Regions from separate parts of the Mus musculus genome. Here region 1 is linked to region 2. Evidence: chromatin loops called from intact Hi-C (ENCODE). Cell type or tissue: heart. All regions are shown on one strand.

Evidence for each region. Hi-C counts contacts between places; a loop is a spot of excess contacts. Peaks named below come from ENCODE experiments on the same cell type or tissue, not always from the same donor. Only the 100,000 strongest peaks of a DNase experiment are listed, where the experiment ranks them.
Region 1: it touches region 2 in a loop (2.4-fold over the local background); 2 of 42 quality-filtered maps call a loop at or near these places.

What each region holds. Positions count from the first base shown.
Region 1 is chr2:155,726,120-155,734,119 of GRCm38, reverse strand. It overlaps Edem2 (ER degradation enhancer, mannosidase alpha-like 2), which reads left to right and starts at 4,645. Exons shown (of 11, transcript NM_145537.2): 1 at 4,645-4,889; 2 at 5,119-5,229; 3 at 7,446-7,485. The coding sequence starts at 4,783. In heart, no CTCF peak of the experiment used is centred here; DNase peaks (open chromatin) are centred at 4,669 and 5,209; H3K4me3 peaks cover 1,341 bases; H3K27ac peaks cover 1,135 bases.
Region 2 is chr2:155,815,237-155,823,236 of GRCm38, reverse strand. Mmp24 (matrix metallopeptidase 24) reads right to left here. Exons shown (of 9, transcript NM_010808.4): 9 at 4,871-7,526. The coding sequence ends at 7,189. BC029722 (cDNA sequence BC029722) reads left to right here and starts at 4,005. Exons shown (of 2, transcript NM_001384169.1): 1 at 4,005-4,071; 2 at 4,154-5,507. The coding sequence starts at 4,157. The coding sequence ends at 4,312. Eif6 (eukaryotic translation initiation factor 6) reads left to right here. Exons shown (of 6, transcript NM_010579.2): 4 at 1-45; 5 at 219-400; 6 at 3,126-3,400. The coding sequence ends at 3,135. In heart, no CTCF peak of the experiment used is centred here; DNase peaks (open chromatin) are centred at 3,996, 5,186, 5,786, 6,884 and 1 weaker place; H3K4me3 peaks cover 1,779 bases; H3K27ac peaks cover 1,456 bases; H3K27me3 peaks cover 416 bases.

The DNA.
Region 1 (8,000 bases), 89 kb after region 2:
ATAAATAAATCTTAAAAAAAAAAGAGGATGGTTGTGGCTTAGATTAATGGTGCTGAGGCAAAGAGACTAGTAAGAACAGCCCATCTGCAGCCCATTTATCCACGCCATATAAATCCTTCTGCCAGCACACCAACCCCTTCTCCCTCCTCCTTGACCACTCCCTCTCCTCTGTGACCCCTCATTCTACCTCTCTTTCTTCATTTGGTACATGGTTCATTCCATTTGGAATGTTGTCCCTGTTGCATTTTGCTTCATGAATATTTTTGAGGAGACTTCTGTAGTCGCTGACCGTTGGTCTCTGTTTTCTGTTTTTCTTGCAACAATCCGGTGATTTGTTATTTTTTTTCCCCCATACTGAGAGGTAGTCTCATTCATTTGCTCTCCAATCATAGAAATCAAGCCTCTAAAAGGGAAGTAACCTATCCAAGATCACACGACGACAGTGGCTAAACCAGTAATAGAACCAAGACTTATTAATTATCAGTACAGGGCTTACTCCACTCAATACACAGTCCAAGGTCATTGTTCTTGGGTACTGGTATGATCAAAGTACCTTCCAAACTCTATTTACCCAGAGGAAGATGTGACTACTCTGTATTCCAAGTATCCACCAAATATTTAGCAACAAACATCTTTCCTTTCCAACAAAATTTGCATGGTCTACAAGGGAAAGGGCCATGGCCTGATTGCTATGTCAAAGTAGTTTCAAGCTCAGTACTAAGCCTCAAACCCTTGAGCATCAGAGTCATCGCCTGTGACCCCTAGCACTACTAGAAATGAATGCAAAATGAATAGCTATCCCACAGGAAGACAGGGAAAAGTGTAGTATCAATTAAGAACAATATATCTGCTGTTGATGGTGGTGCATGCCTATAATCTCAGAACTCAGTAGGCAGAGGCAGGTGGATCTCTGTGAGTTCGAGGCCAGCCTGGTGAACAGACCAATTCCAGGGCAGCTAGGGCTACACAGAGAAACCTTGTCTCAAAACAAAACAAAAAACCAACAAAAACAAGACCGATATATCCAAGTTATTGTGCTGGGACTGACTTTTCACCTCCATTTTCCCATTTGATCTGGACACACCATCCTTTCTGGCCTTGTCAATTTCTGCATTAAAATATAGAAATTGAGGATTAGGGCACTTTGGTGACTGACTCACTCTGAGACTCATTATGTGTAAATATTATAGTTGGCCATTTTACTGGACCACACCCTCCTGAGCTAGATCATAACATCACAAAGAGAGTAAGGGGATGAAGCCAGGAGAGAAGAATTCTAATCCTTCTTTGGGGTGTAAAACATATATATATATATATTTGTCTCATCAGAGAAGTGTGAAATCAGCCACAAAAGAATTGTGAAATCTTGACTTGCTTCATTCTGTGAGTGCTGAAAAGCTATGTTTTTTTTTTTTTTAAAGATTTATTTTATTAATATATGTAAGTACACTGTAGCTGTCTTCAGACACTCCAGAAGAGGGAGTCAGATCTTGTTGCGGATGGTTGTGAGCCACCATGTGGTTGCTGGGATTTGAACTTTGGACCTTCGGAAGAGCAGTCGGGTGCTCTTACCCACTGAGCCATCTCACCAGCCCGAAAAGCTATGTTTTTATCAGAGTAAGAAAAGACATTAAGAACCTGAACTATTTCTGCTCTGTTCATAGGAACACACATTACCAAATCCAGCAGCCTTGTCCCGCTCTACCTGCAAGTATTTCACCCACACCAAAGTTCTGAATAGGAGACAAAAGCTAAGCTATAGGGCTTATGACATGGAAAAGGATGCTTAGGCTAAGTTAGCTTTCATCATAAAGAAAAGCTTATGCCTGAAAAATACTTAGTGCCTATACTAAGCTGAAAAGGAGCCCTCTAACGTCTCCATCATCGGCCCTAGAACCTGTGTTATCTTATTTGGAAAGAGACCTTGAAGGTCTCATCAAGGATCTTGAGATGGGAGATTATCCAAGATTTTCAAGATGGGTTCTAAATAAATATAATAAAAAGGTTTTATGAGAGAGAAGCAGAGGGAGATATAATAAAAGAGGACAGAGACAGAAAGAGGGACATGCAGACGGAACCACAGACTGGAATGACACAGTTCTAAGCTGAGGGATTCAAACTGTCAGGAGAGTCTGGACAGGGAAGAAGCAGTGTGCTGGATTGTTTTAGGCGACTTGACACAAGCTGTAGTCATCAGACAGGAGGGATCCTCAGCTGAAAAAAATGCTCTGTAGGCAAGGCTGTAGGACATTTTCTTAATTAGTGATTGATGGGGAAAGTCCCAGCTCATTGTAGATGGTGTCGTCCCTGGGCTGGTGGTCCTGGCTCCTACCAGAAAGCAGGTTGAGCAAGCCATGAGAAGCAAGCCGGTAAGCAGCACTCCTCCGTGGCCTCTGCATCAGCTGCTGCCTCTAGGCTCCTGTCTTGACTTCCCTCAGTGAACTGTGATTAGGAGATATAAGCCAAATAAGACTTTTCCTGCCCAAGTTGCTTTTAATCGTGGTATCTGGTCACAGCCGTAGAAACCCTGATTAAGACAAGCAGGCTCTCCTCTTAAGCATTAGGAAGGAGGGGAGGGAAACTTTTTCAAAATGTTGGTTTAGGATCAGTGAAACTAGCTTCTGAATTCCAGAAATGGGAGAATAAATTTCTCTTGCTTTAAGCTTCCATGTTGGTGATAATTTGTTCTAGTAGCTTGGGAAACCTATACAGTCTCCCTGTGTTATTATCCAGGTCTTAGTTTCTTTTGGTTTCCCTTCTATCTGGCCCCTCTAAGAAGTATTTAAAAAATATTCTCCTAGTGACTCAGTATTTGCTATGCCATTATTATAGGCATTTTATATGGTTCACTGAATCCTCTAACCCTATTAAGCAGGTATTAATATTCTTCATAATTTATAAATGAGAAAAAAAGGTGAGGCCACACTCCTAATAATACTGCCCCAATTTAACACTGACACATTGACCCTTGACCCATCTATACTAAAACCTTTTTATTGAATTTAGGACCCACTTTGGGTTAGATATGGAGTTTAATTTGTTTATCAACTGATGGCACTTTGGGACACTTAATGAGGGATATTTTCAAGAATGCTGGATTGGGATTGGAGAGATGGATCAATGGTTAAGAGTACTAACTACTCTTCTAGAGCACCTGGGTTGAGTCTTAGCACCACATGGAAGCTCACAATACCTATAATTCTAGACCCAGAGGACTCTACACCCTTTTCTGGCCTCAGAGGTGACCTGGCATGCACAAAATTATGTACAAAATCCTCATGTACATAAATAAATAATATTATTGTGTGCTCCAAACTTGCTTATAACTCTTCACCTATGCTTATGTAAGCAGCCCTAATTAAACCTAATCTACCCCAATCACAACCACAAAAAATGACAGTAGGAGGGGTTTGGGAGGAAAAAGGAGGAGAGAAGAATGGTGAAGGTAATGGGGGAGGGGCGGTGACCAGAACATATTCATACATATATGAAATTGTCAAAGAACAAGAATTAACAAACAAACAAACAAACAAACAAACAACTGGGCCAAAGAAGGCAGAGTCTGCCTGCACTTTGCTCAATAAATGGAGCAGCCATTTCCCTCTGAATTTTTCAGCAAAGAAGAGTTGGGCAATGCTAGAATTAAAGAAAAGTTCAAATTAAAAGGATCTCAAATATCAGTTTAGACAAACCCTTTCATAAATGTGGGTGCTGTGCCTGGAGGATGAGAGGGACTCCTTTAAGGTTATATAGGTTATGTGTGAATGGTAGAGTCGTAATGAACCCCAATCGAACTTCAAATCTAGGGTTGTCTACAGCTCATTCCACTGACCAAAGAGAAGGGGGTTGCTGTAGATAGCGCACTAACAGAGTCTAGGACCTAGCAAGAGAGTGGGGAAACTGGCCCAGATGTTCTTTTTATTTTGTTTTATTTTGTTTTTTCGAGACAGGGTTTCTCTGTGTAGTCCTGGCTGTCCTGGAACTGACTTTGTAGACCAGGCTGACCTCGAACTCAGAAATGTGCCTGCCTCTGCCTCCCAAGTGCTGGGATTAAAGGCGTGCACCACCACCGCCCGGCCGGCCCAGATGTTCTTAAAGGAAGAATGCTGGGTCTTCATTCTCACCAGGGATGGCAGCCACTGAGATGGTCCAGGTAAAGTCCTGGGTTGATTTAGAGACTGAAGGGACCGTGATTTCATGGCACCCTAAAGTGAAAGACCGTCATAAATGTATGAATTCCTAGAACAAAAGGGATTTCTGGAAACCTTAAGGCTTTGGGAAAATAATTCTAGAGTTTACTTACACAATGGTTTGTCAAACCCTGTGTCTATTATAGTCAAAGCCGAACATTTTTCATCCATATTTACATAGGCATCTGCTCAAATCTTGAGTACCTGCTAGCCCCTCCTTTAAAAGGTATTTGGAAAAAAAACAAAAATTAACTAGATGGCGCCTGTAAAGTGCTCCTAACACTTTAATTCACCGAAGGTGCTCAACAAACAGAAACTGGGATTGTGAAAACATTATTAACAGCAGCCACAGCAACCACTGTCTTTAAGACACGTTGAACTCCTCTCTGTAGACCAGAAATCCCGAGATGCTCTTTTGCCAGGGCTCCACCGCCCATTGCATCCTGGGCTTTGTAGTCAGGAAGTGAGAGGCTTCTTGCCCAACGCGCAGGCGTCGTGGTGCGTATCCCCGGAAGAACCAGCCGCGGCTCGGAGGATGAGCTGGTGGCGGTGGCTGCAGCTGCTGCGGCGGCACTGACAGGACACGAGCTCTATGCCTTTCCGGCTACTCATCCCGCTCGGCCTCGTGTGCGTGCTGCTACCCCTGCACCATGGTGCGCCAGGCCCCGACGGCACCGCGCCCGACCCCGCCCACTACAGGTGAAGGGGGCCAGGCTCCCGCTCTCTACGGCTGGGGAGTGGCAAGCGCCCACCGGGTCCCTTCCCTTCCCTCCACCCCAGGACCCCCACCCTGACGTGCTCTGGTCCCGCTGCTGGGCCCTCGGCAGAAATCATTTTGTGGTTCCCATTCTCCGTCCTGTGTCTGGTCCTTTCTCCCGCCTGGTTTTGTGTTCTGGCCCCCTACCTTATTTCTCATCCCTCGAACCAGGGAGCGAGTCAAGGCCATGTTCTACCACGCCTACGACAGTTACCTGGAAAATGCCTTTCCCTACGATGAGCTGAGACCTCTCACCTGTGATGGGCACGACACCTGGGGCAGGTAGAGCCAGCTTGAGGGCCAAGGGGGTTGGCCGGGATCATAGGAGGGCTGGTGGCTTCATGGTCTCACTGATTGTGGAAAGTTTCCGACCTGGGCTGATTCAACCCCGTCCCCTCAGTCCAAACCAGCGCTGTCAGAACTACACAGCTTTTCACAGTACAAAAAAGTCTTGGCTTAACTTGGCAGGCTAGCCCTCTGGACTCACCTCAGCCGAACAGGCAACCACGTATGAGGACTTGGGGACATTTCTGGAGTCACAAAATATTTTGAAAAAACTCCCGGGAGTCAGGAAACTCAACTCCTTCATTTTATAGGTGGGCGCACAGGCCCAGGAGGAACGTTATTCTCCCCACAGTTAAGACCCTTTGTAGTTGGTGTACTCTTTATGACTGAAAAATATTTCCCGTCTAGCTTCATACCAACTCCTCTCACCGCCATACATACAAGTCACCTGATTCATTTTCGTTTAGTAATTCTGTGTTACCATATCATCTTTTCATTTTCACTGGAATAAAGAACCCAGTCGAGCAAAGAATCATTGCATTAGCCAAAACTGACACTAGGGCTGTAATCCTGAGTTGGTTTTTGTTTTGTTTTGTTTTGCTTCGTTTTTATAGAATGATTTATTGATTTAGTGCGCACTGGCTGTTTGCCTGTATCTATAACCATGTGAGGGTGTCAGGTTCCCTGGAACTTGAACTACAGACAGTGTGAGGTGCCCTGTGGGTATGAGATGATCAACCAGTGCTCTCAACCACTGAGCCATCTCTCCAGTTGCTGAGGTCTTTTATTTCTTGCTTGCTTGCTTGTTTGAGATAGGTCTCACATAGCTCAGGCTGGCCTCAGACTTACCACATCGCCAACAATGACCATGAACTTGGGGTGCTCCTGCCTCTCCTTCCCAGGTGCTGGATTGCAGGTGCTCCCTCTCACCCCTGCCTCATTATCCTCGTACTACAAATATTTATACGTGATAGCATGCTCTCTGATGCCAGGGGCTAGGCAAGTAAGCTAGGAACGTGTGCCAATTTTTATTTCTTAGTTGGAACAGAAAGCAAGTGCAAACACATGGCTCACTGAGCAGGATAGAGTCATGCTTGCTGAGTATCTCATTCCTTAGGTCTACAACCTGTGTATGTCCTGTAGATCATTGTAGAATGTTCTCAGTTTATACAATTACACAGGTGTGCATATACGTGTTATGTGTTTATTGAGACAGGATCTTGCTATATGGCCCAGACTAGTTTTAAACTCTCAGGCCTTCTGAATCCCTATCATCCCCCCACCCCCCGTGCTGGGACTGCAGGCATATCTCACACCTGGCTACTGTGTATCTTTGTAAAAAAAAAATCACCTTATTAAAGGTATAATTGCCATGTAATAAAGTACCCCCTTTAAAATGTATAGTAATCACCATCACAACTAGCAGATAGAAGAATACTTCTTTAACCTAAAAAAAAGTGCGCCTTATGTATTATCCCTCTGTGGTTACTGGCCCTAACAGCAGCACATTTGCTTTCTGTCAGTATGGCTTTTTAAATTTTATTAGTAGTATATGTGTTTGCTTTGCATGAATTTAGGCACACCATATGTGTGCAGGAGCCTGTGGGGGCTCCTGGCTAGAGTCCCTGGAACTGAAGTTGCTAGCAGCTGTGAACCCCCACATTGCTGCTGGGAACTAAACTCAGGTCCTCTCCAAGAGCAGTAAGGGCTCTCAAGCCCTGAGCTGTCTGTCCAGCCCCCTCCCAGCACTGTGAAATGCAGATGAAAACATGCTGTGTGGCTTACTTCATACACCGTGTTTTCCACTGAACAGCATGATCATCTTGTTAGTACACAGAACTCCCGATAACCTTAATAATGTCATACATTTGTACTTGTTTGTATCCGTTTGTCTGTCACTCTTCAACTTGTGAGCAACTGGTAGTTTCTAGTCTTTTGATGTCATACGTAACACATTCCCCAACTCTTACCACGCCGTAATTCCGTGCTGCCTCTCTATAGTAGGGAAGAATGCCAGGAGACATAGGTGACCTGTTAATTACAGTACTGCTGCACCAGGCAGTCAAGGGACTCGGAGTTTCCCTCTGATTCCTCTGTTATAACTGTAAGTGGGATGGATAGGGACATGGCTATGCCTCGCTTAGATCTGGGCAGTTGTGAATCTGGTGTTTGATGTTCTTATGAAGCAGCGGGACTTTTTTGTCTTTTCACAGTTTTTCTCTGACGCTAATTGATGCCCTGGACACCTTGCTGGTAAGTATCCCATCTGTTTGTTTCCCACTCTGTCATTGCCCAACCGACATCCTTCCTCTTTTAATAGCTTGTCTGTGGGTGCAAAGTAAATTCCTCCCCTAGGCCTTTCATCTCATGATTCTGAGCCACCAGACTCTGGTTACCCAACTGCATAGGAGGGAATGCCAAGTTCCAAGAGAAACCAACTCGCACAGGTTCATTTGTTCGTTGAGCAAATATTTGCAGGGGGCCTGTGGTAGACATGCATAGCTCAGTGAGAGACAGAGGGACATTGACACCGTCCTTTTCAAAAGCTTATTATATTCTAGTTAGCCACGTGCAGTGACAAAAAGAGAATAACAAAGCCAACCACTCTGTCACATACATGGCTTGTACGAAGTCCTTTACAGGTTATACTAGTCACTTTCTATCATCGCGGCGACCACACGAGAGAGAGAGAGAGAGAGAGAGAGAGAGAGAGAGAGAGAGAGAGAGAGAGAGAGAGAGAGAACATCTTAAAAGGAGGAAGAATGTAT
Region 2 (8,000 bases):
GAGGACCAGGATGAGTTGTCCTCCCTTCTTCAGGTCCCCCTTGTGGTAAGTATTCCTGCCATCTGAACCCTGTCCCTTTTGTCACCCTTTGGGAATCTGGGTCATTACCTTCCCTAGTTTGGGACTGGGGCCTTGAGACGTGGAACAGACTTGCGGGGAGAGTCCTTCCTTGGGGAGGTATGAGAATTTGCTTTTGGTACCGTGACACTTGTCTTCAGGCAGGCACTGTGAACCGAGGGAGTGAGGTGATTGCTGCTGGGATGGTGGTGAACGATTGGTGTGCTTTCTGTGGTCTGGACACGACCAGCACGGAGCTGTCAGTGGTGGAGAGCGTCTTCAAGCTGAATGAAGCCAAGCCAAGTACCATTGCCACCAGCATGCGGGATTCCCTCATTGACAGGTAACTTGGCCCTTGTTAATTGTTTGAGACAGGGTTTCTAGGTACCCCAGGCTGTCCTTGAACTCGCTCTGTAGATCAGGCTAGCTTCTGCCTCCTGAGTGCTAGAATAAAAGGCGTGTACCACCATGCCTGGCTCACTTTTGTCTTTGAGGGGAGGGGCAGATGGTAGATCTTTGAACGAGAGACTTGTTTTTGTACTGGGAGGTTTAGAGTGAATATGCATACTGGCTTAGAGCCACAAACATTGACATCTGCTCATACTTAGTCTTGCTCGAAAACAGCTCTCTGGGCAGACCTCTTCTGTGGTCCATCTTACTTGGTCACTGACCATGTTTTACAGTTTGTATTTGCACATGTGTCCACTGTCTCCAGCAAGTGGCCTGAGACCTGAGATAGAAAATAGCTGTTGGCTAGGGAAGGTGGCAAGCCTCCTTAATCACTGAGGAGACCCCAGATTGCTGTGGTGCTCTTAAACAAGTTGTAGGTGAGTTTTGTATTGAAATCATGGTCTAGACCTACAGTTCTCAACCTGGGGCCCGAACAACCCTTTCACAGGGTCACATATCAGATATCTGGCATACCAGATATTTACATTACAATCCATAACAGCAGCAAAATTACGATTCTGAGGTAGTGACAAACATAATTTTAAGGTTGGGCGTCAGCACAACCTGAGGAACTGTACTCAGGATCACAGCACGAGGAAGGTCAAGAGCCTGCGATCCAGACTTCTGTGGTGAAAAGCCACCCAAGCTGGACACGGACTCTCACTCCTTGGGAGGTTGGACCAAGACTTTTTATTTTATTTTATTTTTTTGTTTTTTTAAAAAAAAATTTTTTTAGATTTATTTATTTATTTATTTATTATATGTAAGTACGCTGTAGCTGTCTTCAGACACTCCAGAAAAGGGAGTCAGATCTTGTTACGGATGGTTGTAAGCCACCATGTGGTTGCTGGGATTTGAACTCCGGACCCTTACCCACTAAGCCATCTCACCAGCCCGACTTTTTATTTTTACCTGGAAGAGCAGCAGCAGAAGATGCTAAGAAGTTGGGCGCCTATTCTCAGCCTGCCCGGGACCTTTCTTAAGGCATGCCATGTCCAACTAACACAGATACCTCTGTGAGGCTAGAAACTCAGAAGTAGAGAAGTGCCCAGGGACAGATGCTCTGCTTTCCGTGGAATGCGGTCCTCATCCTAGTGCATTTGTTTGTGCTGACAAGGTGGACATGGCTGTGTTGAGGATAGTTGGGTGGTGTGGCTTTATATCCTGCCTCTGAGGGTTCACATGGGCATGGGAGATGCTATCTATCCCTCTTAGCTGTTACAGGAGAAACAAGCAGTTCCTTACTTAAGTTCCCGTATGGGCAGCTTGTGAAGCTGGTGAGAAATTTCCTGGGATTATAGAAGTCTCTTGAGTGACATTTAGTCTGTTTTAGGGGATGAGGAGTTGTTTAAATACTGGAAAAGAGTGAGGAAGAACCTCACACAGACAGAGAGATGGGAAAACACTGAGTATGTAAAGGAAACAAGTTTTCTCTGAATGCGAAGGGCTTTAAATTCCCATATCAGGCAGTTTGGACTGTTAGCCTGAGATTTTGAGTTTTGCTGGGTGTTGGGTTGCTTGTTTATGTAGGTTCCCAGTGTAATCAGAGGTTCTGACTATAGGTGGAAATAATAATCCAACTCTGGTTCTTTAAATGATAGAAGTATCATGTGACCCAGACTGGCTCTGCTGAGCTAGAGGTTGTGCCACCACACCTGGCTATGTGCATGTGTTTTTAAAGCTACTAGTTTTGATGACGACATGTTGGTATTCACCCTGACTAACTCTGCTGTCAGAGCTGGTGAACAATTGAGAGCTTATGCACTGCAGGCAAATGCTGTCCTGTAGGGCTACACCCAGCCCAGCCTGAGAAGTTCTACAGCGTTTTATGTGCCAGGCGGTATTAACGTGATCAGAACACTCCCTGTCCTTTTAGACTTGGAAGAGAAGGAAAGACTGTTGTTTCCTTTGGGTTTTTTGACTTGTTTTGAGGTGTTCATGGATTTTACGGGGAAGATATCAGGTTGATATGGGAGACGGTCTAGTGGGTAAAACGCTCGCTGTACAAAGCAGTGAGGACTGACTTGGTTAAGATTCCCACACCACATAAAAGCTGAGCTTGGTGGCACATGTCTGTCATTCCAGCGTTGGGCTCATTGGCTGTCCACCTAGCAGCCATGGTGAGCTCCAGGCTCAGTGAGAGACCCTGACTCAAAAAGGAAAGTGAAGAAGCAGCCGAGGAAAGAGCTGACACGAGCCTGTGCATGCTGCACACAGTGAGCACCTCGGTTTCAGTATCATGAATGATTACTTCCTCCAATACCAGTGATCCACTTAATCCTTAGAGAGAGCACGTCTGTTTTTCAGTCTAGTATTTGTGACTTTTTGTATCAGCAGTAATGAAGAGTTCTGGAAAAGGAAGGCAGTTTTGGCCTTGGCCTGGTCTCTGAGAGGCTTGGTCTGGGCACATCCTGCTCTCACTGACTTTTCCTTGCTCCTGTCTCAAACGTGGGGAGTTTTAGGCTTGATCTTACACAGGATATAGTCAGTCTGGAACCCTGGAACAGGTGGGGTTCCAAGTGTGGCTTTTCAAGGACTGAACTAGAACAGGTCTAGGGTGGGGCCACGTGTACCTTGTAAAACAGCTCCTGATATGTAATCCATTCCTCTCTCTGCAGCCTCACATGAGTCACCGTCCATGCTGCCGTGTGGGCTCCTGCCTCTGGACTTTGGCTCATTTTCCATGCCTGAGCTAGTCTGTACCAGATGCTGGCAGTGGGGCATGGCAGAGCTCGGTAGAGCTGAATTGATTGCCCAACCCTTCACCTGTGCCATCTCTTGACAATTGTTACTGGAAAGCCTGCCCTGTCATGCTGGCTTTCAGTTCTTGTGGCTCTTGGATGAAAGTTCTGCTATCTTGTGCCCCACCCCATTAAAGGACTGCCTCCCACCATCCTCAGTGTGCTGTGTGTGTGTGTGTGTGGCCTCAGTTTGCAACACCTCCTTCTACAGCAGTTCCTGGGTTGTGGGGAAGTTGGGTGGGATGACATGCAGTGTTTTCCCTCAACAGGATGGGAGACCTGCAGGGGGTGGTGGAACACACCAGTAATCCCGGAGGCAGAGGGGATCTCCAGTTCATAGTCAGCCTGGCTACACACTGAGTTCTAGCACAGCTAGGGATACATAATGAGATCCCTCCCACCCCTCAAAGAAGAGATGAACAAGAGGAAGTAGTGCTGGCTTCTGGGTTCCATTTCAAGCCAGCTCCAGCCTCTCGGCCCTCCCTGGCCTCAGAATGAGACACCCAGCTCTTCTCCCTGCCAGGGCCTTTGTGAGGCCATAGGCACTCAGCTGCAGTGCATTCTGGTCCTGCCTGAATTTGAAGATGGGGTAGCCTCCTTGGGAAGCCAGGCCGCCTCCTGTGGCTCTAGCAGGGCCTTCTTCTAAGTGGGGCGGAGCCTTGGGCCCTGGGCGTGGTTGGCTAGTGGCCCTGCCTTTCCCGTGCTCACGGGGCCCGCCCCTGGCGTGCGAAGGCCTTCCTTCTCTGTCTCGGCTGCGTCATAACGCTGCTCCTCCCAGGCCAGACGGCTTCCGTGCAGCTCTGCTTTCACTTTACTGCCTGAGGTGAGGACACGCGCGGGTAGAGGGTGGTGATGGGTGGGGTGACACTTGCTCTGGCATGGTACCAAATGGGCTTCTATTACAGACCATGGGCGCTCTCCTGAGTGGTGGCCAGGATGGCCCGGAGCCCGCGCAGCCCCAGCCTCCAGCGCCGCAGGGTCCGCAGCAGCCTCAGCCGGAACCTGGCCCGTGGGGGCCACTGGACGACGTGCGCTTTCTAATCGCCTGCACGTCCTGGTACTGACCCGGCCACCCCTGGCCTTCATGCCCTCCTGGGCCTGGCCTGGCTTTTATCTCCTCACCCTGTGATTTCCTGTCTTACTCCCTCTGGGCAGAGATTCAAGAAAGATCGCGGAGACTGAAAGTCCCTCAGGGCCACCTCAGAGAATTGCACCTCAGCTTCAGACTTGACAGACCCCCGAACCAGCTCATTCCCACGCCCCCTTTCAGCTCTGTCCTTGGGCTGATTTCCTTAAGAGGAAGAGCCAGGATCAGATGAGGCGTCCTGGCAGGCTCTTGATGCTGTTGAATCCTGGTTTCCCCCTCGCTAGAACTGAGCTGCTGCCTGGCCATAGCCCCATGTGCCCTGTCTCCAGAGAAGTCTTGCCACAATGACCCTCCCGTACTCCTGAGGTTCCTGGGTGACGGGTTGGGGTGGGGTGGGGAGGACAGGACATTGATTGCTGGTTAGAAGATGCACGAGGCAACTGCAGAAGTACACTCCCAGGGTACCCTTTTCTCCCTGAAACTTCTTACGGGCACACATATGCCCTGGTCTTTGTTCCCATACCCCAGGGGAAAAAACACTGTATTTCTGTTTTATTTAGAAATGATTTAAAAAACATTGTACAAAGGCTGATCAGTTTAAAATGTGACCGACACTGAGATGCTGTGATGTCACCCAGGCCGAGGGGAAGCTGAGCTCTGGGGGCTCTAGTACTTTGCCCCTCTGACTGCTCTGACCTGGGCTGATGGACAAACAGATGACCGCAGGCAGAAGAATCCAAGATTGGAAGCCTCTAGGCTGAGCCCTCTCTGGGCCCGGCCCTGTGTCCCTCACATCTGCAGCCTGGGCTGCCTGCCTCCATCCCCTGCTCTTTCGCAACTGGCCTTGGAATGCCAGGAGCCAACAGGGAGCCTGCGGGGCCTAGAGCTTTCAAGAAGTGAGCACCAACCTGAGGAGAGGGACCAGGGGACTGGGGGAGGGAGGCCCAGAGGAGAGGACTAGAAGAGACAGTTTTCTCGGACCCTGGAAGGGCCCACTGATGGGGACACAAGACCCAGCCAGGGCCACCTGGATGGCAGGGGCAGATAATAAGACCTCCTTGTGCTTCATCTGAGGGTAAGATGAGTGCTACCCTCAGCCTCTCTCAGAGCCTACAGGAGTTTCATGTGAGTGGACAGCTGTGAGCTAATAAAGTGCTTTGCAAAGTATAAAACGCTGTACAAACCTATGAATCACTAAATCTCTGCAGTTGTTCCCCGCCTGCCCCAGGGAGCCTGCCCTTGGCCAAAATGAGCAAGAACACAATGGTGAGATGGGACACAGTGGACCCACATAGGTGCTTCTGGGACAAGAGATTTTACTCAACAACTCCCAGGGCATCAAGAGTCTCTGTCTGTGCTACAGGGCGAGAGACCACAGGGCAGGGGCAAAGCCCATGCAGGCTCAGAGGTCAGAGTTGGTATCTGTGACCCACTAGCACCCTGATGGCCGCCTCATACCACCGTTGGGTTTGGCAGAGAGCCAGTGAGTGACACTTGCACCCAGTGGTTTTGGAGCAAGCCAAACCAAGACTTAGGAACTGTCAGATGTGAAGAAGGGCCTCAGGTTAAAACAAACAACAAAAAGGTAGTTTGGGTTAGGGAGTTGGGGGAAACCCCAAAGCCTGGGGCTGCTACCAGCTGGGAAGAGGACCCTTTTTCTAAGAGCAGTGCAGGAAGATGGACCCAGAGACCTGGGCTGCCAGGGTCAAGATAGGAGCACAAACACCGACTCCAGGCTGGAGCTGAGTTGCCTCAGGGTCACTGGGGATGTAGATGGAGAACTTAAAAGGCTGCCCTGGTCCCTTACTCTGAGAAGATGACAAGGGTGGCTCTAGAATCCTCTCTGCTTTACCTGTAGTCAGGCCGAGCCCCCAGGCCACAGAGGACAGGCTGGAGCAGGGCAGGGGACAACATTAATGAAGGGGAGTAGAGAATGGTCACAAACTTGCATCCGCCCCCAGAACCAGGGTCAGCTCCTGCAGCTGTTGAGCCTCCTGAACAGGATGCCCGCTAGTATCAGGATGCCCGAGTGGCCTTTGCAGCACCGTGGTCCTTAGTGCCCAAGGAAGGGCCACCATACTGGCCTCATCACCAAGACAGTCACCTCTAGCTGACCTAAAGCCTCAAGTAGCCTTTGCAAAATGGGACTTTAAACAGTAGTGACAGGACATTTAAATATTCACGACATGACAGCTGGGTCCTTGTGAGATCCAGCTGGGCCACAGCCTTGCCTGCAGCATGTGACCCTAAGTTCTGAGTCTCAGAGGAGACCTGGCGGGTGGAACAGGTTTCCTGAGGAATCCTCTATGGGCTAGCAGGGGAAACCCAGGCTTTTGCCCACTCTGTTGGCATCAGGGGCACTGCAGCCTTGGAGGATAGTAGGGTAGGGATGAGGGGACATCTGACCAGCAGGTGTTGGCAGAGGGGACTGGGATTGGTGGCATCTTGGGGTGGGGGTGAGAGCTAGTGCTGGCTTGCCTCAGAGGGCTGGGTCCCAGCCAGGACTGGAGCTGTGGTATCTTGCAGACACCACAGGATGCAATGACCTCAGGGGCACCTCCTGGCACCATCCTTGCCTCCTGACAGGGCCTGGCCTATTCCCTTGAGTAGAGAGAGGTCTGCCCAGGACAGAAGGCTGGCAGCTGGGTGCCAGCTACCCAACCTGGGGCATAGCCACCATCACTCCCTGCCCCGCACTCAGCCTAGACCAGTGCACCCACCACTTCAGCTACACACGAACCTGGCCTAGGGCCCTGCTGGCCCCAGTGGGCAGTGGCTAGAGCTGCCCCTCAGACCCTGGTGAGGAAGGGCCTGGCTGGCCAGACCGGGTAGACAGAGAGGGTTCTGGGCTGCTCATACCCACTCCTGGACCGGCCGCTTATAGTAGGTGACGGGCTGAGGACCCGCCTTGTTCTTGAATTGGAAGATAGTGTAGAGCAGCACCAGGAGGCAGAGGGACAGTGTGCAGGGGACAACCACAGCCACAGCGTTCACAGAGCCTGGCACGTCATCGATGGTCACCATGATGTCCACATCATCCTGGGGCAGCCTCCGCTCCTTACGCCGCTCTACCTCCTTCTGCTTGCAGCCCATCCAGTCACGCAGGATGTTGCGTGGGTAGCCTGGCTCCACGCTCAGTTTCTGGTTGTCAAACTTCCAGTAGTCCCGGCCTTTGTAGAAGTAGGTGTAATCTGTGGAAATGGGAAGGACTCAGCACCACTACTCCAACTCACCCCTAGCACCTGCTCTCAACTAATTTGAACCTGGGGTCCTGCAGCATTGTGTGAGACAGGGGCTCCAGGTGGCATGGTAGGTGGAGCGGGGTGGTCTGTTGGAATGGAGGTGATTGAGTGCACTGCTTGCCCCACGGATGGTGCAGTAATCAACACAGCAAAGTAGGACTCCCAGGATGTGGACAATCTTGCTTGCTAGCTCAAAGGTGCTGGGAAACCACTAAGGGGTTTTGAGTCGAGCGGGCAAATGCTTTAATGTGTACTGCCCAGGCTGGCTCTGCCTTAGTATGGAAACAGCTCTGTCACATTGTGCCCCAGGCTTCCCATAAGGGTCAGATCAAGTACTTGTACAATGTCATTTCCATAGCTCTAGGACCTCAGCCTATTTTTTGTCCCAAGCCAGTGGAGTTAAAGAGCAAGATTTTATTTGTT